Regions from separate parts of the Homo sapiens genome. Here regions 1, 2, 3, 4, 6 and 7 are each linked to region 5. Evidence: chromatin contacts called from ENCODE Hi-C or POLR2A ChIA-PET data. All regions are on one chromosome and are shown on one strand. Each heading gives the region's core, a stretch centred on a gene start or an enhancer-like site at or near the end of the contact. The rest is flanking DNA. Distances are from core to core; before and after follow the strand shown. Region 1 has its middle 6.7 kb from the start of TLE2. Region 2 holds the start of SAFB (scaffold attachment factor B). Region 3 holds the start of CLPP (caseinolytic mitochondrial matrix peptidase proteolytic subunit). Region 4 holds the start of MICOS13 (mitochondrial contact site and cristae organizing system subunit 13). Region 5 holds the start of HDGFL2 (HDGF like 2). Region 6 overlaps NRTN (neurturin). Region 7 holds the start of NCLN (nicalin).

The links. Hi-C counts contacts between places; a loop is a spot of excess contacts on that map. ChIA-PET counts read pairs that join two places held with the same protein, here RNA polymerase II (POLR2A). Pooled maps may share reads with other maps.
Region 1: a loop to region 5 is called in a pooled map, with 15 times the contacts of the local background. The contact joins the enhancer-like site here to the promoter of HDGFL2 in region 5. A Hi-C loop is called at or near these places in 9 of 50 pooled maps. POLR2A ChIA-PET finds 5 or more read pairs at or near these places in 2 of 52 experiments (CD8-positive, alpha-beta memory T cell and Caco-2).
Region 2: a map of B cell shows a loop between it and region 5 (6-fold over the local background). The contact joins the promoter of SAFB here to the promoter of HDGFL2 in region 5. A Hi-C loop is called at or near these places in 2 of 168 maps with a recorded cell type or tissue (B cell and naive thymus-derived CD4-positive, alpha-beta T cell), 2 of 37 single-sample maps with no recorded cell type and 10 of 50 pooled maps. POLR2A ChIA-PET finds 5 or more read pairs at or near these places in 1 of 52 experiments (activated B cell).
Region 3: a pooled map shows a loop between it and region 5 (7-fold over the local background). The contact joins the promoter of CLPP here to the promoter of HDGFL2 in region 5. A Hi-C loop is called at or near these places in 2 of 168 maps with a recorded cell type or tissue (both naive thymus-derived CD4-positive, alpha-beta T cell) and 10 of 50 pooled maps. POLR2A ChIA-PET finds 5 or more read pairs at or near these places in 1 of 52 experiments (activated naive CD4-positive, alpha-beta T cell).
Region 4: a loop to region 5 is called in a pooled map, with 18 times the contacts of the local background. The contact joins the promoter of MICOS13 here to the promoter of HDGFL2 in region 5. A Hi-C loop is called at or near these places in 5 of 37 single-sample maps with no recorded cell type and 12 of 50 pooled maps. POLR2A ChIA-PET finds 5 or more read pairs at or near these places in 1 of 52 experiments (naive thymus-derived CD8-positive, alpha-beta T cell).
Region 6: a pooled map shows a loop between it and region 5 (7-fold over the local background). The contact joins the enhancer-like site here to the promoter of HDGFL2 in region 5. A Hi-C loop is called at or near these places in 1 of 37 single-sample maps with no recorded cell type and 3 of 50 pooled maps. POLR2A ChIA-PET finds 5 or more read pairs at or near these places in 1 of 52 experiments (HEK293T).
Region 7: a loop to region 5 is called in a pooled map, with 18 times the contacts of the local background. The contact joins the promoter of NCLN here to the promoter of HDGFL2 in region 5. A Hi-C loop is called at or near these places in 1 of 37 single-sample maps with no recorded cell type and 8 of 50 pooled maps. POLR2A ChIA-PET finds 5 or more read pairs at or near these places in 2 of 52 experiments (activated B cell and activated T-cell).

What each region holds. Positions count from the first base shown.
Region 1 is chr19:3,034,142-3,037,830 of GRCh38, forward strand. It overlaps a transcript of TLE2 not described here. Among named protein-coding and RNA genes, the nearest start is that of TLE2, 6.7 kb to the left of the region's middle. RefSeq lists an enhancer at 1,130-1,329 and silencers at 1,470-1,639, 2,300-2,359. Within about 2 kb of position 2,155, at least 38 of the 41 ENCODE cell types and tissues checked have a DNase peak (open chromatin) inside an H3K27ac peak, as active enhancers do.
Region 2 is chr19:5,620,776-5,624,866 of GRCh38, forward strand. It overlaps SAFB (scaffold attachment factor B), which reads left to right and starts at 2,308. Exons shown (of 21, transcript NM_001201338.2): 1 at 2,308-2,619. The coding sequence starts at 2,431. It overlaps SAFB2 (scaffold attachment factor B2), which reads right to left and starts at 2,001. Exons shown (of 21, transcript NM_014649.3): 1 at 1,755-2,001; 2 at 534-621. The coding sequence starts at 1,940. RefSeq lists silencers at 401-621, 1,626-1,745, 2,716-2,765 and enhancers at 540-1,272, 1,746-2,085, 2,006-2,738, 2,739-3,470.
Region 3 is chr19:6,359,221-6,363,301 of GRCh38, forward strand. It overlaps CLPP (caseinolytic mitochondrial matrix peptidase proteolytic subunit), which reads left to right and starts at 2,311. Exons shown (of 6, transcript NM_006012.4): 1 at 2,311-2,552; 2 at 2,649-2,720; 3 at 3,226-3,322. The coding sequence starts at 2,355. It also overlaps a transcript of ACER1 not described here. RefSeq lists a silencer at 2,558-2,787 and an enhancer at 2,986-3,943.
Region 4 is chr19:5,678,215-5,681,938 of GRCh38, forward strand. It overlaps MICOS13 (mitochondrial contact site and cristae organizing system subunit 13), which reads right to left and starts at 2,302. Exons shown (of 4, transcript NM_205767.3): 1 at 2,244-2,302; 2 at 1,372-1,549; 3 at 1,131-1,182; 4 at 208-434. The coding sequence starts at 2,272. The coding sequence ends at 337. It overlaps HSD11B1L (hydroxysteroid 11-beta dehydrogenase 1 like), which reads left to right and starts at 2,813. Exons shown (of 8, transcript NM_198706.3): 1 at 2,813-3,057. LOC107985320 (a long non-coding RNA gene) reads left to right here. Exons shown (of 3, transcript XR_007067107.1): 3 at 1-115. RefSeq lists enhancers at 1,391-1,530, 1,911-2,020, 2,051-2,130, 2,151-2,250, 2,261-2,730 and a silencer at 2,781-2,990.
Region 5 is chr19:4,469,842-4,473,974 of GRCh38, forward strand. It overlaps HDGFL2 (HDGF like 2), which reads left to right and starts at 2,456. Exons shown (of 16, transcript NM_001001520.3): 1 at 2,456-2,581. The coding sequence starts at 2,510. RefSeq lists enhancers at 1,102-1,271, 1,532-1,881 and silencers at 2,382-2,561, 2,592-2,651.
Region 6 is chr19:5,826,498-5,830,266 of GRCh38, forward strand. NRTN (neurturin) reads left to right here. Exons shown (of 3, transcript NM_004558.5): 3 at 1,252-1,827. The coding sequence ends at 1,676. Among named protein-coding and RNA genes, the nearest start is that of FUT6, 11 kb to the right of the region's middle. RefSeq lists silencers at 201-495, 1,294-1,363, 1,534-1,863, 2,564-2,613 and an enhancer at 1,238-1,926. Within about 2 kb of position 1,659, at least 30 of the 41 ENCODE cell types and tissues checked have a DNase peak (open chromatin) inside an H3K27ac peak, as active enhancers do.
Region 7 is chr19:3,184,212-3,187,818 of GRCh38, forward strand. It overlaps NCLN (nicalin), which reads left to right and starts at 1,719. Exons shown (of 15, transcript NM_020170.4): 1 at 1,719-2,003. The coding sequence starts at 1,820. RefSeq lists enhancers at 797-1,679, 986-1,125 and a silencer at 1,636-2,205.

The DNA of each region.
Region 1 (3,689 bases), core at 905-3,404, 1.4 Mb before region 5:
ATACTCTAAACCAGAGCATCACCCTAGCCCTCTATTCCCAACACCTGGCCTGCAACCCTCCTCCGTTCTCCCCACCCCAGCAGCCCCCACCCTGACCAGGCCTTTGTCCTCTCTCCCATCTGGACCACAGCCACCTCCTCCCTCTGAGCAGCCTTTGTTTTTGGTGATCTTCAATTGGAGCCTGGCCCTCCTTCCCTCAAACCCTCCCCTGGCTCCCTATTGCCCTAGGGATAAATTTCCAGCTCTTCACCCTAGCACTGGAACCTCTGCAACCCTGCCCCAGCCAGCTTCACCTTCCTCCACCAGATCACACCACACCCCCAACCCCCTCCAGCCACCCTGGCCAGATCACCTAATTTGTGTCCTTTCTTTCCCACCTCTGAGCCTTTCCCTGCTTGTTATCTCTTCCTGGAATTCCCTCCCCCTCCTTTTATGCCTGGAGAAAGTCCATTTTTTTCAAGGCCCAACCCAAAAACTGTCTCCTGCAAAAGCCTTCTCCCCCAGCCTCCTGTCTTCTTCGCCTCCTGTCTTCTCCATACGCGCGTACACACACACACACACATACACACACTGGATATAAACTGCTTGGTGTTGGTGGATAAATGGATGTTTAGTCTACGAACACCTCCACATGCTGCAAGAGGCTGGATTCCTAGAGAAGATCCAGCCCTAGGCCTTCCAGGGAGGGGCTCCCAGAGCATCTGGTGGGGACAGAGGTACAGGGACACGTACCCTCCCAGGGTCACATAGGGTCAGTGTCAGCACAGGAGCGAGCTAAGGATGAAGGCAGAGCCGGGCGAGGAACAGGGGCATTGCCCGGTGAGTGAGCTGAGGCTCCCTAGAGCAGGGGATCTTTACCCAGCAGTCTTCAGATCCCTCTAACAGGCACACTGCACCGGGGAGGGTAAATACAGATTTGTGGATTGCCCGAGAAGCCACAAGACCACACACGCACACAGGAACACACCCCATCCCTTAGTGTGTGATCCGCCAGGAAGGAGGAGTTTTTGCTCTGGGCAGCAACATCCCCAACTTTGGGAGCAGCGGGTGGAATTTGGGGAGACTCTGCTGCCAGCAACTGTGTGCATACTGGGGAACCCTTGGCCGCCTGTGACTCCATAACTCCCCAAAATACCACATCCGGCCAGAGCAGGAAGCAGGGAAGCAACCTGCCAGGCGTGTTCCAACGTGGGTAGAGTCCCCAGCGACTTCATTTGCCACGCGGGACTTCACGGACCCCCTCTTTGCGCCTCAGTTTCCCCAGCTGCACCATCAGGGAAGAAGCTGCCAGAGGGGAAAAGGAGCTCAGCCGCCGATCTCCCCCTTCCCATTACAGAGAGGCTCAGCCCCTGGTTCCTGGCTAGGGTTTTACGTTGTGGATGTGGGTTTACGGAAAAAAAAAAAAGGGAAAAAGCTGAGAAGCTGCGCTGGGACCCCGGATTGCTCAGACCACCTTAAATCAGCCTGGCCGCCCCAGCTACTGTGGAAATTCCTTTCTCCGCGGTGGTTGGCTGGGGGCGCCAGCCAATCCGCTCGCGACGCTCCCACATGGGTCAGTGACGTCACATAGGAAACTGGCCAATGGGGATTAGGAGACCAGCAACCAATGGCAGGAGGCACTGGGATCAGTAGGGCCAATCGGAAGGCAGCTCGGCGCTCCCGGCGGGGTTTGGCGAGTGTGGCCCCCCTCCCTAGGAGAATCTGAGACCCTAGTGGACGCCCGAGCTCGACCGGATTGGAGGAGGGGGGGCTAAGGCTCCATTATTATCCAGAAACAGGGGAAAGCGAGTCACCCCCAAGCCTGGCCTATCTCCCCTTCAAAACAAGGGACCCTCGTGCAATATGCTACCAGCTAGCTGGCGGAGCAGAGGTTGCATCTTTCTCCCTATTTCACAGATAGGTAAACTGAAGCAAAGAGTAGTTAAGTCACGCTGGACGCCCGGCGAAGAGCTGAAGCTCTTACCCGAGCCTGGGGGCTCCAGGAACGGTCTCAGTTTTACCCCCAGGTGGGGGGGATGGGCCTATAGGTAGTCAGGGGTGGAGGGGGGTGGTGCTGGGCCTTGTGCCTCAGTTTCCCCGAGCGTGGAAGCTGGAGGAGAGCACGGGTTTTCAGAAAAAGACTACGATTCCCAGAAGCTCCCGCGCGGCTCCCGCCCAGGCTGTCAATCAAAGTAACGTGGGTACCTCTCCGGCCCGCGCTCTCCCGCCCGTCGCCTCCCTCCCGCCAGCTCCCGCTCCCTCCCTGCCGGCTCCCGGCCCGGCGCGGTATAATTACAGCCCATTGATCCGACCCGGGCCGGGAAAGCGGCTCCCTCGGGGAGGCCAAGCCTTTGGCTTCCGACACCGCCAACCTCTGCCTACCGCCCCCTCCAGCCGAACTGCCGGGCCACCAGCCAGGCCTGTCCCCTCCCGCTGGCCCCGGGCTCGCGGGTGACCTCTGAGCCTCAGCTCCCCGCCACGCTTGGCGGTGTGCCCCCCGGAAAAATCACACACACATTTCCTTCCACCCAGGAACATGAGGAGCCATCTCCCTAGAACCTCCAGGGCCTCTCTTTGAGCCTCAGTTTACCCAGATGCACAGTGAGATTGCTGGACAAAACTTTCATGAAACCCATACTCCGTGCTGTTCTGCCTGGGAGCAGCCAGGGCTGACCTTGGTGGAAACTCAAGGAGGGGCTCCCAAGTTTGGGAGGAGGGGGAGACAGCCCAGCTCTCTCAGAACCCCTGTGGTCGGGGTTGGGGTTAGGGAGGATCAGAGCTGGGGGTGGGAGTGGGGGCAGGCTCAGCCAGGATTTAGCGCCCCCATTGGGAAGTTGGGATAGCTTTCTAGATGTTGGGTGGTAGTATTTAATAGATGTTGGGGCAGGGCGTGGTGGCTCACGCCCGTAATCCCAGCACTTCAGGAGGCCGAGGCAGGCGGATCACCTGAGGCCAGGAGTTCGAGACCAGCCTGGCCAACATAGTGAAACCCGGTCTTTACTAAAAATACAAAAATTAGCCGGACATGGTGGCACGCTCCTGTAGTCCCAGCTACTCAGGAGACTGAGGCAGGAGAATTGCTTGAACCTGGGATGCAGAGGTTGCAGTGAGCCGAGTTCGCGCCACTGCACTCTAGCCTGGACAACAGAGTGAGACTCTGTCTCAAAAACAAAAACAAAAACAAAACAAAACAAAAAGATGTTGGGTTTCGGTATTTAAGCTAGGGTTTTGCAGAATGCATAGGAGTTGCCTCATTTGAGCAGTGCCTTTAGATTACCCTAACCCTAAGTGGACAGAAGAAAGATGGGGCAGCCTTAAGCCCTTTCCTGTGACAGAGTGAGCCTTGGGCTCTGACCCCTAGCTTTGCTGTGTGGATCTGGGAACATCCCCCAGCTGTGAAGTGTCGGGGAGGTAGATACCCCCTAGGGTTAGAAGGCCCCTGTGCCTACTTTCGCATGGGTCCTGAAGTCACAGTGGGTTCTGACCAGCAGGAGTCAGGGCCTGGGAGCCCGTGGTAGGAGGCACTAGGATTGGCTGAGGGGCTCAGGAACTCCAGCCTCTCCCTGAGTAAGAACTGGGCGGCTGGGGGAGAAGTCCCAGAGTGACAACGGCTCAGTGCCAGGCACGTTTACTCTGCTTGGGTTTCCTTGTCTGGAACACAAGATTAATAATAGAATCTTCAAATAAGGCCTATAAAGTACTTACAATAA
Region 2 (4,091 bases), core at 1,058-3,557, 1.2 Mb after region 5:
TAGGAAGCACTGAATTGTACACCTTAACCTGATGAATTTAACGGTCTGTGAATTAAACCTTCACATTCAAAAACCGTAATAGTAAAAAATAGGCTGAGTGCAAATACCCCAACAATCTACTTTGGACCCTAGCAAAGCTGAGTTCTATTCGGTCTCAGGTTGGTGTCCTTTTCTTTGGGTTAAGACCTATTTTTTGAACCAGGAAGGAAGCCAAGTAGGTACATTTGGTTCCTCAGACCCGTAGAAGTAGCTTTAAGAGCTTGTCTTTCTCTAGTTGACTTTTAATCCCAATGGCAGAAGCTGAAACGTTTTTCGTATATTTTAATTGCACTTGGCACCTGTACATCTCTTTCCTCCTCCCTGTGCCCTTGACAGAGCTACCTGTTAGGTGGTGACGAGCAAAGCTAACTCTTAGTGGAGGGACACCGAGTACCAGAGAAATTCTCCCAGCCTAGAAGGCGGGAAGAGCACACTACACACCATTTCTCTAAATTCTCTGAACACTCAAGCCCCAAGCAGCATATGTACAATACCTTTAACACATCTCTTGGCTGACTTCTTGCTGGTGGCTTCTAACTCGATGCCAATTTCATCAGGATCTTGCCCCTCTTCTTTAACCGCCTATTAGGGAGAGATGAGTTTTACAACATCATTAAGAGCTGCAGGGCACACACTGTTCCTTACAAGTAACAACCTCCCATGAAACAAAGGCAAACCCGTCCTTGCAAAGAGCAACTCCGGGTCAGCTATCTGGGCCGCAAGCCCAAAAGGCGGAGGAGGAACCCCGCACAACTTGGGTCTCTCTGGGTCCAAATGACAAAGGAGAGGGAGGCTGTGAGCAGGAGCTCCAGAATTGGGGTCAAGGACCAGTTCCAAAATGGCAACTCAACTCGACAATGCCAAACCTTCGACTTTAAAGTTATATGATGGGACAAATTAGAACAGAGAGGCTGCACTTGGCCCGGCCTCGGTGAAGGGCTGGCCACCGCTGGTGAGGAGGAACAGCAGCCAGCCTGGGGAGATTCAACAGGTCCCTCAGTGCCTGCCACCTGCCGGGTCCAGGACTGGGTACCCACAAGCTCCCTCCCTATGCTCAAGTTGTTTGTTCCAGTTGCGGAAACAGACAATTCCCAACCCCTTAATATTTTGCATTTAGCCCCTGCTTTCAGCGAGGTGCGACACAAACGCAGGATGAGCTGGCAAGGAGGTGGGGCAGCGCATTAGGAAGGGCGCTCAGGAAGGTGATGTCTCAGGCAGACCCAAAATGACAACAAGGGGCCGGCCACGAGAAGATCTGGGGGACCCGGGTGGACAGCTTCGTAAAGGCCAAAGCCCTGGGGCAAGAACAAGCACCGCCCCCTTTCCTGTAAATGCTCTGGAGTCCGCCAGACACCCATTCTCCGGAGGAGGAAACTGAGGCACAGAGAGAAAGGCACCTGCCCAAGGTCACAGAGCCAAGGCTCGATCGGGAGCCCCAGGAGGGGTCCCGGGGCCACCCTGGTAGCGGAGAAGACCGCACGCTGAGCGCGCTTGAGGAGAAAAGGTGGAAAGAGGATAGGAAGGGAGGCACAGAGAGGAGCGGTGACGGGCCAAGGTCACACAGCCGGCCCCCTGGGTGCCCGACACCTCGAACCGGGGTCGGCCAAGACGCGGGGCGAACCCAGGGCGCCCCGGGTCCGGGAGCCGCGGTGACAGGTGCAGGCGGGGGCGTGCCCGGGCCTCCTGCGCCACCCCCGAGCCCCGCGCCGCCTCACCTTCTTGAGCCGCTCCATCAGGACGCTCTTGTTGCCGCCCGTGTCCAGGTTCCGCTTCTTCAGCTCCGCCCGCAGATCGATCACCCGCAGCTCGCTGAGCCGCCTCGTCCCAGTCTCCGCAACGCCCGGGCCGAGAGAAGCCGTGCCAGGGCCCGAGTCGCCCGACCCGGGCAGAGTCTCCGCCATCGTCGCGTTCCCGTCTTCGCCACCGACTCAGTCGCACACCGCCGGCAGCTATAGCGGCTCTGAACACAAAATGGCGCCGCCTAAGAGGAAAACGCACTCGTTTCCTCCCGCCCCGCTTTGCGGCCGCGCACGCGCACGCGCACCGCCCCCACTAGCGTACTTAGCAGCAAGGACGCTCGCGCGTCCACCAACCGCGGGTTCCCCGGCACAACGCGCAAGCGCTGAATCTGCAGCTCGCATGCGTCCCGGCAGTTCCCGGCGGGAGGCTGACGAGACGCAACGCGTCTGCGCACATCCCCGCGTTGTTCTCACTGCGCATGTGCAGTTGCAACCGGGATACTAGAACCTACGCTTGGTGCGCCTGCGCAGAAGCGAGGCGCGCTGGGGCGACTGGAGCGGTTCCCTCGCAGGCGGCGCCATTTTGTGCTAGGAGCCTGATAAAACCGGCCCGGTTCTGTGGAAAGTGGGCGGCGGAGCCAGGGTCCCTGGAATGGCGGAGACTCTGTCAGGCCTAGGTGATTCTGGAGCGGCGGGCGCGGCGGCTCTGAGCTCCGCCTCGTCAGAGACCGGGACGCGGCGCCTCAGCGACCTGCGAGTGATCGATCTGCGGGCGGAGCTGAGGAAACGGAATGTGGACTCGAGCGGCAACAAGAGCGTTTTGATGGAGCGGCTGAAGAAGGTGGATTTGGGGCCCCGAGGGCGGGCACAGGGTGGGTCTGGGGTCCTCTTGGCCGCGACGGTGGCTCGCGGGCCCTGGCGTCCGCCCCCGGCCGCGTTCGCGGCCTCGCCGGACCTGGCGCTCTCGCGTCCCCCGGCTCCTCCGAGGCCCCGGAGAGAGTTCCTTGGCCGGCTGGGCCTGGGTTCAAATCCTAACGCCGCAATGGGGCCAGGAGAACCACAAAAACGGCACGCGTGCAGGAGAAACGGTGACGGGTGACATCGTCCACTGAGAGGAGGGTTCTCCCCTCGTCTCGTCCCCTCCTCCGTACCTGGAGGGGAGACCCTGAAACCCTCACTTCCCAGGCGAGGGGAAGGGACTCGGCCAAGGTCACACGGCCGAGGACGGGCAGCGTCGGGATTTGAACCCAGGCCCTGGGATTCCTGATTCGGCTGCTTGGTTTCCCCAGGGAAGATGCTTTGTGACCCACAGGGGACCGACCAGCCTGAATCGGGGCTGATTTACAAAGGAAACACCCGTAGGACATACTCAAAGGGAAAAATAGAAAAAAACCCACCACAATCCAGTTTTCACGGTTTGCCGGTACTCGCTCGGTGAAGTAACGTGGCAGGAAGGAAAAGTGGTGTTGACGGTAGTGATCAGAAATGTGAAATGAGGGGAGACCCCGGGTGGACTTTAAAACCAGCCTCAGAACTGCCCGGGAGGCGGGCAGAGCCTGGGCTCCCCCAGCTCCGTCAGTCTCTCTGGACTTGGGGACCCTGCCAGCTCTCGGTGGCCTGATCTTGGGCATAGGAGACCTTGAACCCCTTCTGAGTCCTCTTTTCTATTCTTTTTTTTTTTTTTTCTCCTGTAAGAAGCAAAAAAGCAATAGGACTTTGATTTGGGGATTAAATAAGTTTGCGTGGAGCAGGCTTGGCGTGCTGCCTGGCGCATGTAAACACTCGGTGTGTGGTTGCCATCACGATTCGCTTTTCCTCTCTGTGCCACCACGAGTCCTCATTTGCAGATCGGGGGCTCTAACGCCTCCCTTGGGGGATTCAAAGGGATCCCTAGGAAAAGCAGAGAGGCAAGTAAAGGTTAGCCACCTGCGGTTTCCTTATTCCTGTAGCTTTTTTTCTCTGCCTTTTTTCCACCTGGCTACTCTGGGACCTCTCCCCTGTAGTTGCTCCGCCTGGCCGCCCACCCCCCAGCCCCTGCAGGCAGTGGGGCTGTTGACACATCCCACCATCCTGACTCCGGAACTACGGAGATCACAGGGCTTTATTATTAATTGGTGATGAGAAGAAGTAGGGATTTTTTTTTTTTTTTTTTTCCTGATGAGAAACCCTGGGCTCAAGGGTGGATAGTTGTCTCGGCCAGAGTCACATGGGCCTTTTAAAAGCTCAAGCTTGTGTTTCTTTTCACTATGGATTCTCTTTACTCAGATAAGGCAGGAAGCCCACTGATCTACATATTTACCCAGAGAAAATGCA
Region 3 (4,081 bases), core at 1,061-3,560, 1.9 Mb after region 5:
GACACTGACTCAAAACAAAAAAAGAGTCTACCGCTTACTGCTTGGTAAACTTCTTATACATCAAAATCCACTTCAGGAGTCTCTCTGAATCTGCTGTGATTTTTTTTTTTTTTTTGAGATAGAGTTTTGCTCTTGTTGCCCAGGCTGGAGTACAGTGGTGTGATCTCGGCTCTCTGCAACCTCTGCCTCCTGGGTTCAAGTGATTCTCCTGACTCAGCCTCCCAAGTAGCTGGGATTACAGGCATTCACCACCATGCCGAGATAATTTTGTATTTTTAATAGAGACGGAGTTTCACTGTGTTGGTCAGGCTGGTCTCAAACCCCTGTCCTTAGGTGATCCACATGTCTTGGGCTCCCAAAGTGCTGGGATTGCAGGCATGAGCCACCACAACACCTCGCCTGAATCTGCTGTGATTCGAAGGACTGCCCCGGGAAAAAAAAGAAAAAAACACTTCAAGTAGACTCCCATGTGGGAGGACCTGAAGACTTCTCAGACTTCCATGGTCCCTGATCTAACACAGCAATAAATCATTCAAACTGAGCACTTTTTACACATTTTTGGACCCTTTCTGAGGACTTTCTGCACAAACCTAGGAGGTAGGTTATCATTATCCCCACTCTGCAGATGCCTCCAAAGCCCTCTACCTACCTCCTTTATCACCTCTTCATCTCTTGGTTCAATGTGTATTTAATGAGCACCTACTGTGTGTCAGGCACTATTCTAGACTTTGGGGATGAAGCAGTGGGCACCTCTTAGATAGTGACATTGAACTGAATGATGAAAAAGAATCTGGCTTGAGAAGGTGTGGCAAAAAAGAGAAGTCCCAACATTACCAGCAATCTTCCTACTTCCACCATTTTGCCCATTCTTTTTCCTCTGCTGGAAATGCCTTTCCCCAGCTAACAAACTCCTACTTATCCTGCAAAGCCCAATTCCAATACCTGCTTCTCCTAGGAATGCTTTCCGGTCTGATCTCCAGGAAGAATCCACAACACCCTTCTCTGGGCTCCCACAATCTACTCCACAGGTGGCCAAAAAATGAATGAGGAGGTCTCAGTAGAAGTCGGCCACACCAGGCTGGAAGCTCTTCAAGGCCAAGACCCAGGCTAAGTCCTCTCTGGGACCCCTCTTCCAAGATGAGCTGTGGGAACACTGCAGCTTTTTTTTTTTTTTTTGAGACGGTGTCTGGCTCTGTCGCCCAGGCTGGAGTGCAGAGGCGCCATCTCAGCTCACTGCAAGCTCCACCTCCCAGGTTCACACCATTTTCCTGCCTCAGTCTCCTGAGTAGCTGGGACTACAGGTGCCCGTCACCTCGCCCGGCTAATTTTTTGTATTTTTAGTAGAGACGCGGTTTCACCGTGTTAGCCAGGATGGTTTCGATCTCCTGACCTCGTGATCCGCCCACCTCAGCCTCCCAAAGTGCTAAGATTACAGGCGTGAGCCACTGTGCCCGGCCCTGCAGCTATTTTTAAAATAAGGAATAAGTGGGGTGTGGTGGCTCATGCCTGTAGTCCCAGCACTTTGGGAGGCAAAGGTGGGAGGATCACTTGAGGCCAGGAGTTTGAGACCAGCCTGGGCGACATAGTAAGACCCCATCTCTAATACATATATATATATATTTGCCAGATGTGGTAGCACACAACTGTAGTCCCAGCTACTCTGGAGAGCAAGGTGGGAGGGAGGGTTGCTTGGGCCCAGAAATTTGAGGCCACATTGAGCTAGGATGGCGCCACTGCACTCCAGCCTGGGCCACAGAGTGAGATTCTGTCTCAAAAAAATAAAAATAAATAAAGCAGAAACAGTAGAAAACGAAGACGAGGCCGGGCGCGGTGGCTCACGCCTGTAATCCCAGTACTTTGGGAGGCCGAGGTGGGAAGATCACGAGGTCAGGAGTTCAAGACCAGCCTGGCCAAGGTGAAACCCATCTCTACTAAAAATAACAAAATTAACCGGGTGCAGTGGTGTGCATCTGTAATCCCAGCTACTGGGGCAGCTGAGCCAGGAGAATGGCTTGAACCCAGAAGGCAGAGGTTGCAGTGACCCAACATCGTGCCACCGCACTCCAGCCTGGGTGACAGAGCAAGACTCCGTCTCAAAAAAAAAAAAAAAAGAAGACGAATTGGTCGGTAAGGGGACTCGAACTGGAGACTCTAAAACTTCTCCAGCCCTGCCCACTCAATTTACTTCATTGGCTCCTCCCTTTCAGGCTCCGTCCCTATCCCCGCCTCACCCTTAATGGCGCCCGCCCAGACTCCTGGAAGTGAGCGGCCTAGCGAGCGAGCTCCCAGGCGCAAAGCACGCCGGAAGCTGTAGTTCCGCCATCGGACGGAAGCCGACCGGGGCGTGCGGAGGGATGTGGCCCGGAATATTGGTAGGGGGGGCCCGGGTGGCGTCATGCAGGTACCCCGCGCTGGGGCCTCGCCTCGCCGCTCACTTTCCAGCGCAGCGGCCGCCGCAGCGGACACTCCAGAACGGCCTGGCCCTGCAGCGGTGCCTGCACGCGACGGCGACCCGGGCTCTCCCGCTCATTCCCATCGTGGTGGAGCAGACGGTACGGCGGCCGGGCGGGGACACGGTTCGGGGGCTCCGGGCTGGGTGGGGATCGGCTGGCTGCCCCGGCCCCTCACCTCCATCTTTCTACCCCCAGGGTCGCGGCGAGCGCGCCTATGACATCTACTCGCGGCTGCTGCGGGAGCGCATCGTGTGCGTCATGGGCCCGGTGAGCGCCCCGCGCCGGGACCCTCCCCAGGACTCTCCCAAGCGCCTGCCGACACTCCCTGCGCCCCTCCTTCCCTGGCCCCAGACTTTCCCTCAGGCTCCGCTCCCCTTCTAACCCCCTTCCCTCCCCTTCTGACTCCCCTCCTGGCTCCCGGTCCCCCAACCCGCTCCTCACCCCTTCTCTGCTCCTCGGCTCTTAATCTCCGACTTCCTTCCTGACACCTGGCACCGCTCCCCTCATTCCTACGCTCAAGACTCTCCCCAGCCATTCTCACCCCTTCCTTTCCTGTGTCCCTAGCCCCCTGACTCCCCCCTTCCTGTGCTCCAAACCCCCTGGGTCCTCTCCACTACTCTCTCCCCATCCCCTTCTGGGGCCTAAATTCTTCCCCATCCCTTTTACTTTGGGCTCTGGTCCCCCTTCCTGGTTCCCTGACCCATCCCCAGCCTCCCTTAAAACTCTCTCCCCACCCCGAATCTGGGGACACCCCTGCCCTCTCCACCTGCAGATCGATGACAGCGTTGCCAGCCTTGTTATCGCACAGCTCCTCTTCCTGCAATCCGAGAGCAACAAGAAGCCCATCCACATGTACATCAACAGCCCTGGTGAGCAGGGTCTTTCCTGGGTGCCAGGGGCACTCGTCAGGGCACACGGGTGACTCAGGGGACCAGAATCCCGGGTCAGGGATGTTCTCTCTCTGGGAAAGGGTGCAGAGCGTCAGAGTTCCAGAAGTGGCTTTAAACCACCAAAAGGTGCCTGTTGCTGGCTTTTGAGCCTCGGTTCACAAGTCAGGATGTGGCCTCTTTGATCCTGCACATACTGTTCTGCCAACCTGACCCGGCTGACATTTAAAAATTGGTAGATTTTAGGCCGGGCACAGTGGCTCACACCGGTAATCCCAACACTTTGGGAGGCTGAGGCGGGCGGATTGCTCGAGCTCAGGAGTTCAAGACCAGCCTGGGTAACGTAGTGAGACCCCATCTCTACAAAAAAAGTACAAAGATTAGCCGGGCAATGTGGCGTGTGCCTGTAGTCCCAGCAACTCGGAAGGCTGAGGGAGAAGGATCACTTGAGCCCAGGAGGTCGAGGCTGTAGTGAGCCCATCTCAAAAATAATCATAATTGGTAGATTTTTTCCCCCTCCCCAAAAAAAGTAGTCAATTTTGATTGAGCACTTATGATGGAGGCATTTTTTTTTTTTTTTATTGAGATGGAGTCTCGTTCTGTCACCCAGGCTGGAGTGCAGTGTTGCAATCTCAGCTCACTGCAACCTCTGCCTCCTTGGGTTCAAGCGATTCTCCAGCTTCAGCCTCTCAAGTAGCTGGGGATTACAGGCATGTGCCACCATGCCTGTCTAATTTTTTG
Region 4 (3,724 bases), core at 1,052-3,551, 1.2 Mb after region 5:
CCCCAGAGCACAGCCTCTGGAGCACCGGGAGCAGCCGCTCTGACCTCTGACTCCCCGCACCAGAGCAGACGGCAAAGGGGAGTGCTATGGCCTGTGGTCAAGGTCAAGCCCTGACAAGCCATCAGGAGCCAGAAGCCCAGGCCTCGGTGCTCTGGGCACCACCAGGCCAACCCTGTGCTCCCTGGGGCCAGCACACGGGTCAGGGAACACTTCTGAAGTCCTTTATTGGGCCGGCAAGGCCGGGAGCTGCCCTCGGAGTGGGGTCCCAGTCCGGAGTCTTCAGGTCAGTGGCAGCCCTGCCCGTTCTGGCCGGGGCAGGCGGCCCCTGCTGACTCGCTACTTGGTGCGCGCCTTCACATACTCCCAGCCCTCCTTGGAGTACTCGCGGGCCTTGGAGGGGGCCACCGACAGAGCTGACATCACCGTCATGATGCCTGTGGGAAAGGGACGGCCACTGGTGATACTCCCCTCCCAGCCTCACCCAGCCTCCAACCCCTGGGAAACTCTAGAGTTTGTTTTGGGCGGTGGGGGGTGGGTGGGGGGCGGGGATGGAGTCTCACTCTGTCTCCCAGGCTGGAGTGCAGTAGTGCAATCTCGGCTCACTGCAACCTTCGCCTCCTGGGTTCAAGCGATTCTCTTGCCTCAGCCTCCCAAGTAGCTGGGACTACAAGTGCGCCACCATACCAGGCTAATTTTTGTATTTTATTTTTTTGAGATGGAGTCTCGCCCTGTCGCCCAGGCTGGAGTGCAGTGGTGCAACCTCGGCTCACTGCAACCTCTGCCTCCTGGGTTCAAGCAATTCTCCTGCTTCAGCCTCTCAAGCAGCAGCTGGGATTACAGGTGTGCACCACCACGCACGGTTAATTTTTGTATTTTTAGTAGAGATGGGGTTTCACCATGTTGCCCAGGCTGGTCTCGAACTCCTGACTTCAGATGATCCGCCCACCTCAGCCTCCCAAAGTGCTGGGATTACAGGCGTGAGCCACTGTGCTCGGCCTCCTTTCCCTTTTAGATCCCTAAGAGACACGTGTCGGGCAGGAAGGAGGATGGACAGAAAGGAATGGCCAGGAAGTGGGGAGAGGGGCTAGACTGGGGTGTCTCCCTCCAAGCAAAGAAACTGGGTGCCTTACCTGCATTCCAGGAGTCACGGATGGGAAAGTAAATCTTTGGAGGGGCTGGGAGCTGGGAAAAAGAGATGGGCAGAAAGAACTGGTGAAAAGGCTCAGCAGCCCATCCCCAGAGGCGGAGGGAGGAGGACAGGCCGGAGAATCAGGTCAGCATCAATATGGAGGACAACATCGTGCAGGGCTGGAGGGACCTCCCAGAGCTGACCACCCGCCAAACCCTGGCCTCGTTCCCGGCCCGTAGTACCTGGGGTATCTGCAGGCCTGTCTGCTGACACACGTACTGGCTGAACTGGTACATGGCGGGGGGGACCACCTCCCCAGCCTTCTGTAGGGCTGCCTGGCTCTTGTCGCTGGGCCCCAGCAGCTCCTGGTCGTACACCAGGTAGACGGCGCCCCCAGCCACACTTCCCTTGATGAGGAACCTGCGGGCAGGGACGGGAGGAGCAGAAGCTCAGCGGACACTGACAGCCACCCTCAGGGGCCAAGGCCCACGGGGAGAGTGAGACCCTCCTGAGGGCTCACCGTCCACAGGGTGACACTCTGTAGTGCAGCACCGTCGACCCAGACCCCTATTATATACAGCACTCGTTTTACAACGTGCAAGGCAGGGCGGCTGGACGCCACTTGAACTGATGAACTGAAACCCAGAGGGGGAGAGTGGGTCACTCAAAGTCCCACAGTGAGCAGGGGCAGTGAAGACGTAAGATCTTGACCTTCTAGAAGCCTTCCAGCCCTGGAGAAACCAAGTGTCCCTGGGCGCCTCCTGCCCGCTGTCACTCGCAGCTCCGAGCACGCATTCACTTCTCATCCACGCCAGCGGCAGGATTCACCGGCATTCCCACCTCACAGAGAAGACAACTGAGGCTCGGAGGCGGAGGCTGACACCGCGAACTGAACGCCAAGGGCTCGCTGGGAAGCAGGAGGGAGGGGATTGGCGACCTCGGGAAGCCCCGCCCCTCTGAAGCCTCAGTTTCCCTATCTGGCCCATAGGCGGGGAACGAAGGGGAAGTGACTCTAAGGGAAGCGAAGAGCAGATCGGGACCAGACTGGAGACAGGGATGCCCACAAAAATGGACTTTTTCGGGGACTCGGGTCCCCTCCGGCGCCCCCACGCACCTCATCAGCGACCACACCCGGGCCACCATGGTCGCTCGGATCCACGCGCAAGGACACTCGGCTCGCCCGCCGCTTCCTGTCGCGGCGCCGCAGAGGCCTCTGGAAGGTGTAGTCTTTCTTGCCCGACGCAAGGTCCTCTGGGAGTCGTGGTGTCTTGCGGCTCTGAGACTCCAGAGAAGGGCTGCGGTCTCGCAGCGGAGGGCCGCTGGGAAATGGACGCTTTAAGGCCCGGGCCGCCGCAAGGCTGTCTGGGAAATGTAGTCAGCACGGCGCTGTTTGCACCTGGCCGCGGAGCCTCCTGGGAAATGTAGTTCGGCCCGGCCCTGGCACCGTGAGGGGAAAGAGGCGTCAGGTGCCTGGCTGAAGCCTGAAGGTGACCCGAAAACAAGTCAGAGCCCGAGAGATCCACCCGCGCCCGCGCGGGGGACCAAGGGCCCGGATTTAAGAAGAGTGTGCCTACAAGGCGGTTGTCACGGCAACGAGAGGGCGGGATTGTTCGAGCGCTGCGGCCCCCTCACGTGATCGATTCGGAGGCGGGGCGTCCGCCCAGTGGGCGGGGCCGGGCCCCTGCTGGGAGGCGAAGACCAGGCGGGCACTGTTGCCCGGCGACGCTCCGGCGCTGGGTCCCCGAGGCCCGGCCCCTCCCCGGGAGGAGGTGGGCTTCGAGTCACGTGACCCGTGCCCTACGGGAGGGGGTGCGGTCGGGGACCCGGCAGGAGGCGGCCGAGAAGAGAGGACCGTGGGGGCGTTCGCGTGGCTCCCAGCCCGGGACCCCACCCCCGCTGGACAGTGGGGGAAACTGAGGCCTGAGCGGGTGAGTGCACGGTTTAGGGGTGCGCAGAGGGTCACACGCCCGCTTTGTTCAGAGGGGAAGCTAAGGCCCGCCGAGGTCAAGAAGGGGCCGATGCGTTCTGCAGGGCTTCCCCCCATTTCTCCCGCATTTCGGCCGGGCTGCTTCAACCGTTCATCTGCCCATCCATCCATCTGTCCCCCACCCGTCTATCCATCTGGCCATCCACCCATCTATCCTTCCATCTATCCATCCACACTTCCGTTCATCCATCTGTCCGCCCATCCATTCATCCATCTGCTCCCCCCATCCTTCCACTCATCCATCTGTCCACCCATCCATCTATTTATCTGGCCACCCACTCATCTATCCGTCCATCCATCCATCCATCCATCCATCCATCCATGCATCCGTCCGTCCATCCATCCATCCATCCATCCATCCATTTATGTGTTCCCATTTATCCATTCATACATCCATCCACTCATCCATCTATCCACCCATACATCTCTCCGTCCATCATCCATCCATCCACCCATCCATCTATTCATCTGGCCATCCACCCATCCATCCTTCTATCTATGCATCCATACATGCATCTGTCCATCTATCCATTCATCCATCCACCCATCCGTCCACCCGTCAGTCCATCTGGTCCCACTTCCCCCTGCCGGGCTGCTGCAGTCAGTGT
Region 5 (4,133 bases), core at 1,206-3,705:
TGCTTGTTTGCTTTTTCTTTTCTTTTCTTTTTTTTTTTGAATCAAAGTCTCGCTCTGTCACCCAGGCTGGAGTGCAGTGGCATGATCTTGGCTCACTGCAACCTCCGCTTCCCGGGTTCAAGTGATTCTCGTGCCTCAGCCTCCCGAGTAGCTGGAATTACAGGCGCCTGCCACCACGCCTGGCTAATTTTTTGTATTTTTAGTAGAGATGCGGTTTCACCATGTTGGCCAGGGTGGTCTCAAACTCCTGACTTCAAGTGATCTACCCGCCTCGGCCTCTCAAAGTGTTGGGATTACAGGCGTGAGCCACCGCGCCCGGTCTCGTTTGTTTTTTGCAACGGAGTCTCGCTCTGTCACCCAGGTTGTAGTGTAACGGCGTGATCTCGGCTCACTGCACCCTCCGCCTCCCAGGTTCAAGTGATTATCCTGCCTCAGCCTCCCAAGTAGCTAGGAGTATAGGCGCCCACCACCACGCCCGGCTAATTTTTGTATTTTTTCTAGAGATGGGATTTCACCATGTTGGCCAGGCTGGTCTCGTACTCCTGACCTTAAGTGAGGATCAGACGCTTGTTTTTGCTCTTCCCTCTGCTCCTCATGCCCTCCCAGGGCTCGCCTCACTATCATGTCCAACTTCTATTCATTCTCCCAGTGTCTGGTTAAACTCACTTCATCCAGTAACCCTCTGTGATCCCCCAGGAGAGAAGAAGTCGTCTCCATTATTCAGCTTTTTTTCCTCAAGCACCCTGGTTCATTTTAGTTCTTACCATGGATCCTAATTACAAAAAACAAAACAAAACACAGCAACATCAACAAATTTTAAAACTTAACATTTCTTGGCCCTGTTATACTTGATTCCTGGAAGGTAGAGTTTTGTTTTTTGTTTTTGTTTTTTTTTTGAGACAGAGTCTCGCGCTGTCGCCCAGGCTGGAGTGCAGTGGCACGATCTCGGCTCACTGCAAGCTCCGCCTCCCGGGGTCAGGCCATTCTCCTGCCTCAGCCTCCCTAGTAGCTGGGACTACAGGCGCCTGCCACCACGCCTAGCTATTTTTTTTGTATTTTTAGTCGAGACGGGGTTTCACTATGTTAGCCAGGATGGTCTCGATCTCCTGACCTCGTGATCCACCCACCTCGGCCTCCCAAAGTGCTGGGATTACAGGCGTGAGCCACCACGCCCTGCCGGAAGGTAGAGTTATAGCTTTTTTTTTTCTGCTCTGTCACCCAGTCTGGAGTGCAGTGGCGCGATCTCGGCTTACTGCAACCCCCCGCTCCTGGGTTCGAGTGATTCTCCTGCCTCAGCTTCCTGAGTAGCTGGTATAGGTGCGTGCCACCACGCCCAGCTAATTTTTGTATTTTTAGTAGAGACGGGGTTTCACCATGTTGGCCAGGCTTGGTCTCAAACTCCTGACCTCGTGATCCGCCCGCTTCGTCCTCTCAAAGTGCCGGGGTTACAGCCGTGAGCCATCGCGTCCGGCCGAGTTATAGCTTCTAATACTTCCTGTATTTCCTGTTGCCGGGCTCAGTCTAGAGCAGGGTCCTCACAATCATTATGGGCCCCATCTTCCAAGTGCAGAGAGCGAAGCCCAGGACAATCAAGTGACTCGGCCCCACGGTATTCAGTACATTTTTCTTGAATGAATGAATAGGTCTGTGTGGCGTTTTGGGGCCCTGGCATATAGTAGGTACTCAGTTAAGTTTTTAACTAAGTGAAGAAATAACTATTTTGTGCATTTTGTGGCTGTTTATACTAAGAGCTCCCCCGGAGCCTGCCCCTTCCTCTAAGTCCCGCCTCCTCGAGCTGGCAATCGCCCGTCCCTGTTTTATGTTGTATCGCTCTTCTTTCGATAGCCAATGGCCGACGTTCCCGCTGAAGCCCCGCCTCTTGTGATGGCCAATGCCTGCTCCCTACCTTGAGGCGCTTCTCTTGTGGTATCCAATGGCTTGCATATCTACTTTAAGCCTCTCCTCCTGAGCGGGAGAGGCTGTCAATGACCCGCCCATTGCGTTAAGTGATTGGCCTTCTTTTCTGCGGTATCCAATGTTCTGCCCTCCTTATATCCCCTTCTCTTGTGGAGGTCTATGTCCTGCCTCTTTCCCTTAAGCTCCACCCCTTCACTCCCTTAGAGCGTCTGTTCGTCTCCTCCCACCTTTCCCTTTCACCTCCCATAACCTCCCATTAGAGTCTCTGGGTTACGCCCCTTGGGTCTGTCCGTTATCCAATCCCGTTAACTGCTGTGCTCCAACCTCTGTTCTTATTGGTCGCCTCCCTTCTCTGTCCCCTGCACGTGGTCCTGATCGACGGCTTTGCCGGCCCGTGACGGCCGGAGGGCTGAACTTCCGTTGGCGCAACGCCCAATAAGCGCGCGTCGGCAGGCTGCCCAGACAGCCTCCCCCGCCCCCTCGGCGTCCCGCTCCCGCCCCCGGCTTCGCCTCCCGCTGCCGCCGCCGCCGCCGCCGCAGCCGCTACCGCCGCTGCAGCCGCTTTCCGCGGCCTGGGCCTCTCGCCGTCAGCATGCCACACGCCTTCAAGCCCGGGGACTTGGTGTTCGCTAAGATGAAGGGCTACCCTCACTGGCCTGCCAGGGTGAGGCCGCGCGGGAGATGGGGCCGGTGGGGGGGGGGGGGGGGGCAGCGGGGGCCCCGGGCCGGAGGCGGGCACTGGAGGGCCGGGGTTGTCCTGGGCCTGAAGGAGCTGCGCCCCGGGGGTCTGGGGTTCATGGGGTCTGGGGGTGTCCGAGACCCGCAGCGGCCCCGCCCTGGGGGTCTGGGGGTCCTGGGCCGCAGGGAGCTGCGCCCTAGGGGTCTGGGGTTGTCCGGGGCCTGCCGGAGCCGCGCCCCGGGGTCTAGGGATCCTGGGCCTCAGGGAGCCCCGCCCTCGGGGCCTGGGGGTCCTGGGCTGCAGGGAGCCGCGTTCTTGTGGTCTGGTGGTGTTCGGATCCTGCAGGACCCGCCGTCTGGGCCTGCAGGAGCCCCTCCCGGGGTCTGGGGGTCCTCGGCCTCAGGGAGCTGCGTCCTGGGGTTCTGGGGGTGTCCAAGCCCTGCAGGAGCCGCGCCCCGGGGTCTGGGGGCCCTGGGCCTCAGGGGGCCGCGCCTAGGGGTTCTGAGGGTGTCTGCGGCCTGAGAGACTCTCGCCCTTGGTGTATGAGGGTTTTGGGGCTCAGAGAGTCGCTCCCTGGGAGTCTGGGGGTATCCTGGGCCCGAGGGAGTCGCACCTTGGGGGTTTGGGGGTGTTTGGGGCCTGAAAGAGCCGCGCGCCGACGGTCTGGGGGTCCCGGGCCCGAGGAAGCGGTGCCCTGGGGGTCTGGGGCCTGATAAATTCTCACTCTGGGGGAATGGCGGTCCTGGACCTGAGGGAGCTGCGCCGTGGGGATCTGGGGGGTGTCCAGGGCCTGAAGGAGCTGCGGCGCCAATGGTCTGGGGGTCCTGGGCCTGAGGAAGCTGCGCTCTGGGGGTCTGGGGCTTCTGTGCCTGAGGGAGCTGCACCATGGGGATCTGGGGTTGCCCTGGCCCAGAGGGAGCCACGCCTCGTGTGTCTGGGGGTGTCCAGGGTGCCTCAGGGAGCCGTGCGCAGGGTGTCTGGGAGGGTCTGGGACCTGAGGGACCCTCACCTGAGGGCCTGGGGATCCCAGGCCTGAGGGCTCAAGGTTCAAGTTTGAGCAGAACTGCGGAACTTGAGATTTGGGGTCAGATATGGGGGCTGAAGCACTCCCTTGTGGGTCCTGGAGAAGCCCAGTTTTGAGGGGCTGGGGGGCCGAGGGCCATGTGCTAGGGGTCCAGGGTTGGAGGAGGCAGTCAGGGGGGAAGGTTGAGGGTCAAGGCTAAGGGAAGCTGGGACCTCTGAGTGAGGGGCTGGGGGTGGGGGAATGGGGCTCGGGGCTCTGTTCACGGGGTCACTGGGACTCGGGGAACTGGACCTTAGAATGAAGTTGGCATCGGGACTGTTGGGGGACCCTGGGGATTGGTCCCCTGTGGGGAGGAGGATGTAGAAGCTGGTTTTGGAGGGACTTGAGGGTGGGGTGGTCCAACCCCAATGCTTGAAATGGAGACAGGCCCGGGCCCAGGGAGTGGGAGCGCTTCTGAGGGAAGGGGGCTGGCCGAGGGGACCTTGGATGCCCCTTTGGTGGAAGCTGGGGTCC
Region 6 (3,769 bases), core at 409-2,908, 1.4 Mb after region 5:
GTGGGAACAGACATCTCCTCCCCCACCAAACCCCAGGAGACAGACAGCCCCTCCTTCCCCAGGGCCACCCAGAGGCTCATTCTTTTGACAGCCAGGTGCACCAGCCCGGGGGGCAGGTGGGGACTAAAGATTTCCTCTCCCAACCACAAGCGTGACTGCCACCTGCTCTGGGGCTGGGAGTCCCCTGCCTGCAGGTCCGCCAGCAGCGCTGCCTGTCATTCCAGCGTCTGCAGTTCTCTCCCGGGGCTTCCGAGTTTGGGGGTGGAGCCACCGCTTGGGTAATAAATTTAGGCTGCCAGGCCCTGGGAATCGGTGACTTGGGCACCTCCTGGCGAGTGTGGGAGAAAGCGGCTGGACCTGGGCCAAACTTGGGTGAACGATGAAGGCAGGAAGAATGACCTTTAAGCCCGCCTCTGTCGCTCTCTCTCGGCCACCTGCTAATGATGTGACCTTGGGATGGTCCGTTTTGTCACCTGTCACATGGGGGTGGCCTTGACAGTAGCTGCTGCCACTCCATGGAGTGGGGTCCCCACACAGGCTTCGGATGCAGTAGGCTGCGGTACCTGCTGCTCCTCTGCATTCTGAGAAACCCAAACACCCCGATTCATTTCTTGGATAGGGAAACTGAGGCTCCACTGCACAGCGGGGCAGTGGGGATGGAGGGAGTCTGAAAAGCCCGGGGCCTCAGAGCAGACGTCGGGGCCTGAAGAGGGGGCTCTAGAGACCTATGACAACCTCACTAAAGAGGGATAGGGCATGGGAAGCAGCCCCCCAGTGCTGCCCAGAGAGGATGCACCAGTGTCCTGGGGCAGCCCAGCATAGGGGCGGGGTCCAGATAGATTTGCGATGGAGGACGAGGAGAATGGAGCAGCAATGGGGTGAGAGAGGGGCCCAGAGGAGGTGAGTTAGAGACCCCGGTCAGCTCAGCTCAAGGTGAGACGGGCTGGAAAGCGGCCCAGAAAGGATGGACCAGGTTCTGGGCAGCCAATATAGGCTCAGGGTTCAGAAAGGGGTTTTGGACCAGCGTAGGGGTGTGAGTGTGTACGTGCCCCCCAGTGCCGCCCAGAGAGGGTGCATGAGCAGCTCAGCAAGAGGGTGGGGAAATTTGGGACCTGGGAGTGAGACGAGAAGCCGTCTAGGCCTGGCGTCCCAGCAAGGGTCTTCGTTTGCAGGGGTACAGAGAGGGTAGGGGGCTCCCTCCCACCCCCTGCACCCACTGACCCCCCCTCCTTTCTCTTCCTCCCCTCGCAGACCGTGCACTCCTGCAGGGGGCCCCGGATGCGATGGAGCTGCGCGAGCTGACGCCCTGGGCTGGGCGGCCCCCAGGTCCGCGCCGTCGGGCGGGGCCCCGGCGGCGGCGCGCGCGTGCGCGGTTGGGGGCGCGGCCTTGCGGGCTGCGCGAGCTGGAGGTGCGCGTGAGCGAGCTGGGCCTGGGCTACGCGTCCGACGAGACGGTGCTGTTCCGCTACTGCGCAGGCGCCTGCGAGGCTGCCGCGCGCGTCTACGACCTCGGGCTGCGACGACTGCGCCAGCGGCGGCGCCTGCGGCGGGAGCGGGTGCGCGCGCAGCCCTGCTGCCGCCCGACGGCCTACGAGGACGAGGTGTCCTTCCTGGACGCGCACAGCCGCTACCACACGGTGCACGAGCTGTCGGCGCGCGAGTGCGCCTGCGTGTGACCCTACCTCACTCGGCCGGCGCGGCGGCCACTCCCCCCGCCTCGACGGCACCACTGGCCGGCCCCGCGAAAGACTGCGCGTGCGTAGAGCACGCCGGCGCGGCCCCGGGACTCTCGCGATAACTGTACTGAGATAAAGTGTGGCAACTCGAGCTGGCTGGTGATTCATCCTCGGCGAGGGGCTCGCGTGTGGGCCACGTCGCCGTCTCCACCGGGAAAGCGGGGACCAGTGGGGGGGGCCCAGCTGCAGGGTAGTGGGAGGATGCTGTTTGCTTTGGGGGAAGGGTAGATGCAAAGTGGGTCCAGTTTATGGCGGACAAAAAGGAAAATGGGGTGAATGGGGCTATGTTGGCAGGGACCGTCCTTCCTGCCTCCCTACGGGTCCCTCTGCCCGTCCCGAGCGTGTTCCGGTCCGCACCTCTTCGCTGTGTGGGCTTCTGGGGAGGGGAAAGGGAAGCTACGCTCGGATGAAGAGACCGAGGTCTAGGTGGACCCCGTTTCCCCAGCTTGTTCCCTTCCGCACCTCTCCGCGGTGCGGGCTTCTGGGATGAAGACACTGAAGTCTAGGTGGGCCCAGTTTCCCCAGATTGTCGCTGACTGCACCTCTCGCTTCTGGGATGAAGAGACTGAGGTCTAGGTGGACCCAGTTTCCCCAGCTTGTTCCTGACTGCACCTCTCTGCTGTGTGGACTTCTGGAGAGGGGGAAAGGGGGAGACACTGTGGGTGAGGAGCCTGAGATCCAGGTGGAATCAGTTCCCCAGCGTCTCCCTGTCCGCACTGATCCCGCTATGTGGGTTTCTAGGAAGGGGGAGCCACTCTGGGGGTGAGGAGAGTGAGGTCCAGGTGGACCTGGGCCTCCCTTATCCGACGGCCTCCTCGGGCCGGTCTTCGCCCACCAGGGTGAGCTGAAAGCCACTATCTCCTTCCACCAGCTACTAAAAATACCCGCACGCTGCCCACCTCCCGGCGGGGAGAGGCCTGGGGCGGGCGCCAGCCCCATCCAGCCCGAAGCCGGCGCCTGCTGGTGTAGAGCTGGGTCCCCAGAGACCTGGGTCCTCGGCCCATAAAAGCCCTGGCCGGGCCTCCACGGGGGGGATTTACGACGAGCCCCTGCGGAGTATGGAAAAAGCCCGGCTCGGTGTTTAGATTTCCCCACGGTGTCACCTTGATGCTTGGCAGGCCTCGGGTGTTGGGTTGCCAGAGCGCGGGAGGGGTCGGCGGGTCCCACGGTCGGTCTGAGGGGCGGGGAAGGGGCGGGCACTGCGAGCCCAGAGCAGGCACCGGCGAGGCGAGACTCCTCCCCTCCTGCCCCTCAGACTGGGGGTTCCCAAGGCTACAACCCTTCTCCTTAGCTGGGCCCCCTCCCCTCCTTCCCACACGTCTGCCCTTAGGACCACCCTCTAACCACAGTGTCCCTTCCCAGGCTCAGCCCGCATCCCCCCACCCCCCGCAAAGCTGGAGGGCGCAGATCGGAAACCGCCCCCAGGGAGAATCACCCAGCCATGAAGGAACATCCCTAGCCCCTGGCTCCCGGGGACCCACAGCTACAGCTGGAGACACTCAAGGCGGCTAATCAGCAGGACTTCCAGGGAGCCCTGAGAGCAGGGCTTGGCGGCCAGGCGGGTGATCTGCTTGGGAAGCAGTTTCAGGGCTGCCGCTGGCTGGGGTCCCCGCCTACCCCCGCAGTCTTCTGACTCTGAGGTTTAAGGTGGTGGATTCCTCCACCCTTTGGGCCGACTCAGCCCGGCCTCCGCAGAGAGGCCGGAGTTCCCAGACGCTGCGGAAGCCCAAGTGACGCTTACTCCGAGCCTCAGTTTCCCCATCCTAGATGGCCTGGCCTCAGAGAGGAGTGTTGTTCAGCCCAGGACACACAGCGAGAAAGCTGACCATCAGGGGTCTGCCGCCCCCCCGAAGCTCCCCTGCCACAGTGTGCATGTGTGTGTGAGTGTTGCCCACCCTCCGGGGCCTCCCGGACCTCGGCCTTCCTGTCTCCCACCCAGATCCAGCGTCCCAACCACAGGGCGCGGGCCCAGCCCACCAGGGAATTGGAACATAAATAAACCGAGAAGCCCCTGCAGTTCCCTGGGGCTGCGG
Region 7 (3,607 bases), core at 469-2,968, 1.3 Mb before region 5:
TCTTCTTTGATTTCTCCTCCTCCCTAGGTCTCCTCTAGGCTCCCACAGCTGCCTGTGTTCCCTGCATGACAGCTCTGCTTTATACTGGGCACAACTTTCCCTCTTTCTTCACTCATCTGCTCTGGCTCATCTTTTGAGTTTCAGCTTAAGTGTCACCTCCTCCAGGAAGCCTCCTCTGATTTCCTCTCCTCCCTAGGCCTCCTCTGGGCTTCTCCCAGCTGCCTTTGTGTCCTCTATCCCAGCTCCCATCACCCCTGGTCACACAATCCACCTCCTCCTTTGGACTTCGAGCTCCGTGTCGGTGGATAGTGTGGCTTTGCTGGGGTCCCGGCTGTGTCCCCAGCACCCACCACACGGCTGGCACACAGTAGGTGCTCAGTGACCCAGCAGCACACTCAGAAACTCCCTTTCTAGCCGGGCGCGGTAGCTCACGCCTGTAATTTACAGCTACTCAGGAGGCTGAGACACAGGAATTGCTTGAACCCAGGAGGTGGAGGTTGCGGTGAGCTGAGATCAAGCCACTGCACTCCAGCCTAGGTGACAGAGACTACATCTCAAAAACAAACAAACAAACAAACAAACAAACAGAATTCTCACATGCTGCTGGCAGGGAGAGTGCTTGATTCTTTATCATTATATCTGAGGAAACTGAGACTCTGAGAGGTGAAGCGACTTGCCCAAAGCCACACAGCTGGGAAATGGAGGAGTTGGGATTTGAGCCCAGGCTCTTAATCGGCACCAATGCCACTTCTCACTTGGGACAGAAAGGAAGCCCTGACTCCTTAGGCAGCTGTACGGAGCCTGGGATGATAACGTGCTGAGAGCCAGGGCTACTGTCTGCTGCACCCTGGGGCTCAGTCTCCCCATCTGTACAAAGGGACGTTCCTTAGGTACCTCCAGCCCTGAGACACTGGGTTTTAACTTTAAATTTCTGATGAACAACAAATACTTTTTTAGTATAAGTATGCCCCAAATATGAATAAAGATAAATATAAATACCTGCCACCGACCCCTGCACAAACCGCAGGTTCCAGACTACAAGTCCCACAACCCACTGCGGCCTCCCTTAGGAACTGACTATCATGACTTTCTATTTTTCATTCATTCATTCAAAAATGGTATAGGCCACCCGCCGTGCGCCAGGTCTTGTGCTAGATGCCGGGGATACATCATATGCACAAAACAGACAAAAGTTTTTGCCTTCGTGGAGTTTGACATCTACATCCTCGGGAGTTTTAAGTGATTTTTGTTTTTCTCAGCAATTTCTGCCAGGACGACTACAGTTCCCGTGACCCTTTGTGTGTTTGACGGGACTACAACTCCCAGAAGACCTAGCGCGCCAGGCAGGCACTTCCTTTTCTCTTTATCCCCAACTTCCTTCCAGGTCGCAAGGTCACGTCCTGTCCCCACCTTTCGCCCCTCACCCTAGCTCCCCCAACGCCAAAGACAAGGTTAAGAAAGTGATATCGCGAAATAGTTTTTTAAAGCATTTTATTGCATTTTATGACTTGGAGTTTATGTGAAACCTCAACGGTATTAGCCGAACAGCCTGCCGCACCTTCCGGGAGTTCCAGAGTGGGCCTACAACTCCCACAGGGCTCCGCGAGCGCCGGACGGACGGACTACAATTCCCGACAGGCAGCGCGGCTGGCGGGGCGGTTCGCCGCGGTGCCCACAGGACCTCAGGGCGAGTGCGGGCTGCCCCGCGCGGCGCCCGCAGGACCCCGGCGGCTACCCATGCCGAGGTGAGTCCGCGGGAGCCGCCGCCGCCGCCGTCCCGTCCCAGCTGCCGCCCCGCGCGGCCCCGCCGCCGGCCAGGATGCTGGAGGAAGCGGGCGAGGTGCTGGAGAACATGCTGAAGGCGTCTTGTCTGCCGCTCGGCTTCATCGTCTTCCTGCCCGCTGTGCTGCTGCTGGTGGCGCCGCCGCTGCCTGCCGCCGACGCCGCGCACGAGTTCACCGTGTACCGCATGCAGCAGTACGACCTGCAGGGCCAGCCCTACGGTGCGTGTCCCCGGCCCACCCTCGGGGCTCCCCGGGCTCCCCGGCCACGCCACTCCGGCCCGGCGATCCCCAGGCCGATCCCTAGCTCCGGCCTGGGCTGCCCGACCCATGCTCAGGCCCCAGGCGAGGCAGAGCCCTGCCGCCCTGGACCCCCGGGCGCCCTGGAATCCCTGCTCTCCTTGCCTAGCGCCCAGGGACCCCCCGCGCTCGCTCCCACAGCCCCCGGCCCCTGCCTAGGTCTCCCTGCCCCGGAACCCATGGCCGGGCCAAGCGTCCCGCGTCCCTGGAGCCCTAAGTCCCCTCTCTCCTGTCCCCAGCTGGGCCGGCGTCTGCCTGCCTTGCCGAGTTTCTCCCTCCTGGGCCCCCTCCGCCCCTTAGGCTTCCTGGTCCGGGCTCACTTGAGCAGACGCTCCCGTCCTGACCTCCAGCTCCCAGGGTCCTGTTCTGGAGACCATCTGGTTGGTCTCTGGATTCACTGGGTCACGTCCGTGTTCCCAGGCCTCTCGCCTTTAGCTGACTGCGTTTGGAGTTAAAGGTCCCTGCACTGATTTCTGCCAGGCTGAGCCACCCGACGCGGTGGTCCAGCATTCCCCACCCCCTCCCACGGCCCTGGGTGCCAAGTGCATTTTGTCCAGTGCCCAAATTCAACTCCCCTGAATTTTCTCGCTCTAGTCACCGGCCCCCACGTCAAGGGCACATTTGTCCCCAGACCCCTGACGCTCTCTGGTCCCAGTTCGTGAGTCATGTTTCAGAATCTGCTAGCCCAGCTTCCCTGGTCTCCTCCCACGTCCCCAGTTCAGTCCACTCGCCTGGGGTTCCCTTTGACCCCCTTTCTGTCCCGCCTTTGATGCATACCCACGCCCTCAGCTCAGCCTCCTCACACCCACTTCCCAGAACCCCACTTGTTCCATCTTTCCAGGATTTCCTCTTCCCTTTCCAAATTCGCACCCCCTTGCCCTTGCATTCTGCAAGTCTCCCACTCAACAGCCTCGCCCCCTCCCGTCGTGGCCCTGACCCCAGTGTCTAGACCATTCCACATCCCCTTGTCTTTGCCTGGCTATAGCTGTCCCTGACATTCCAGAACCTGGTCCCTGGTTTTTCTTCTTTTCAGCCTGGCCCCTCAGGTCCCTGGAAGTCAAGGCCTGGCCTTCCCTGTGAAGGAGTCCCGTCCGCTTGTTCTCCTGGCCCCCTTAGTTCCCAGCCCGGATTCTCTTGGATTGGTCCCTCTCGTCACATCTCAGGCTCAACCTGAGGCGCGGGGACCCCCAGCTTCTGCCAGCCCTTGGGGAGCCCATCTCTGGAGATGGAACCAGACTTTGGCCTCAGGTCCCATTTTGCCCCAGAGTTACGATTTTTTTACTTAGAGCCATTGTTGTCAACCGAGGGGACGCTGGGTGATGTCTGGGGACATCTGTGGTTGTCACGACCACGGGTGCTCCTGGCATGGAGTGGGTGGAGGCCAGGGACGCTGCTCAATTCCCTGTAGTGCCCAGGACGGCCCCACCCCAGAGAACGATCCGGCCCTAATGTCCACAGTGTCCAGGGGAAGCGCCCTGGGGCCACAGTGGTGGTGTATAAACCCAAGGCCCAGGCTCTGGAGGGTG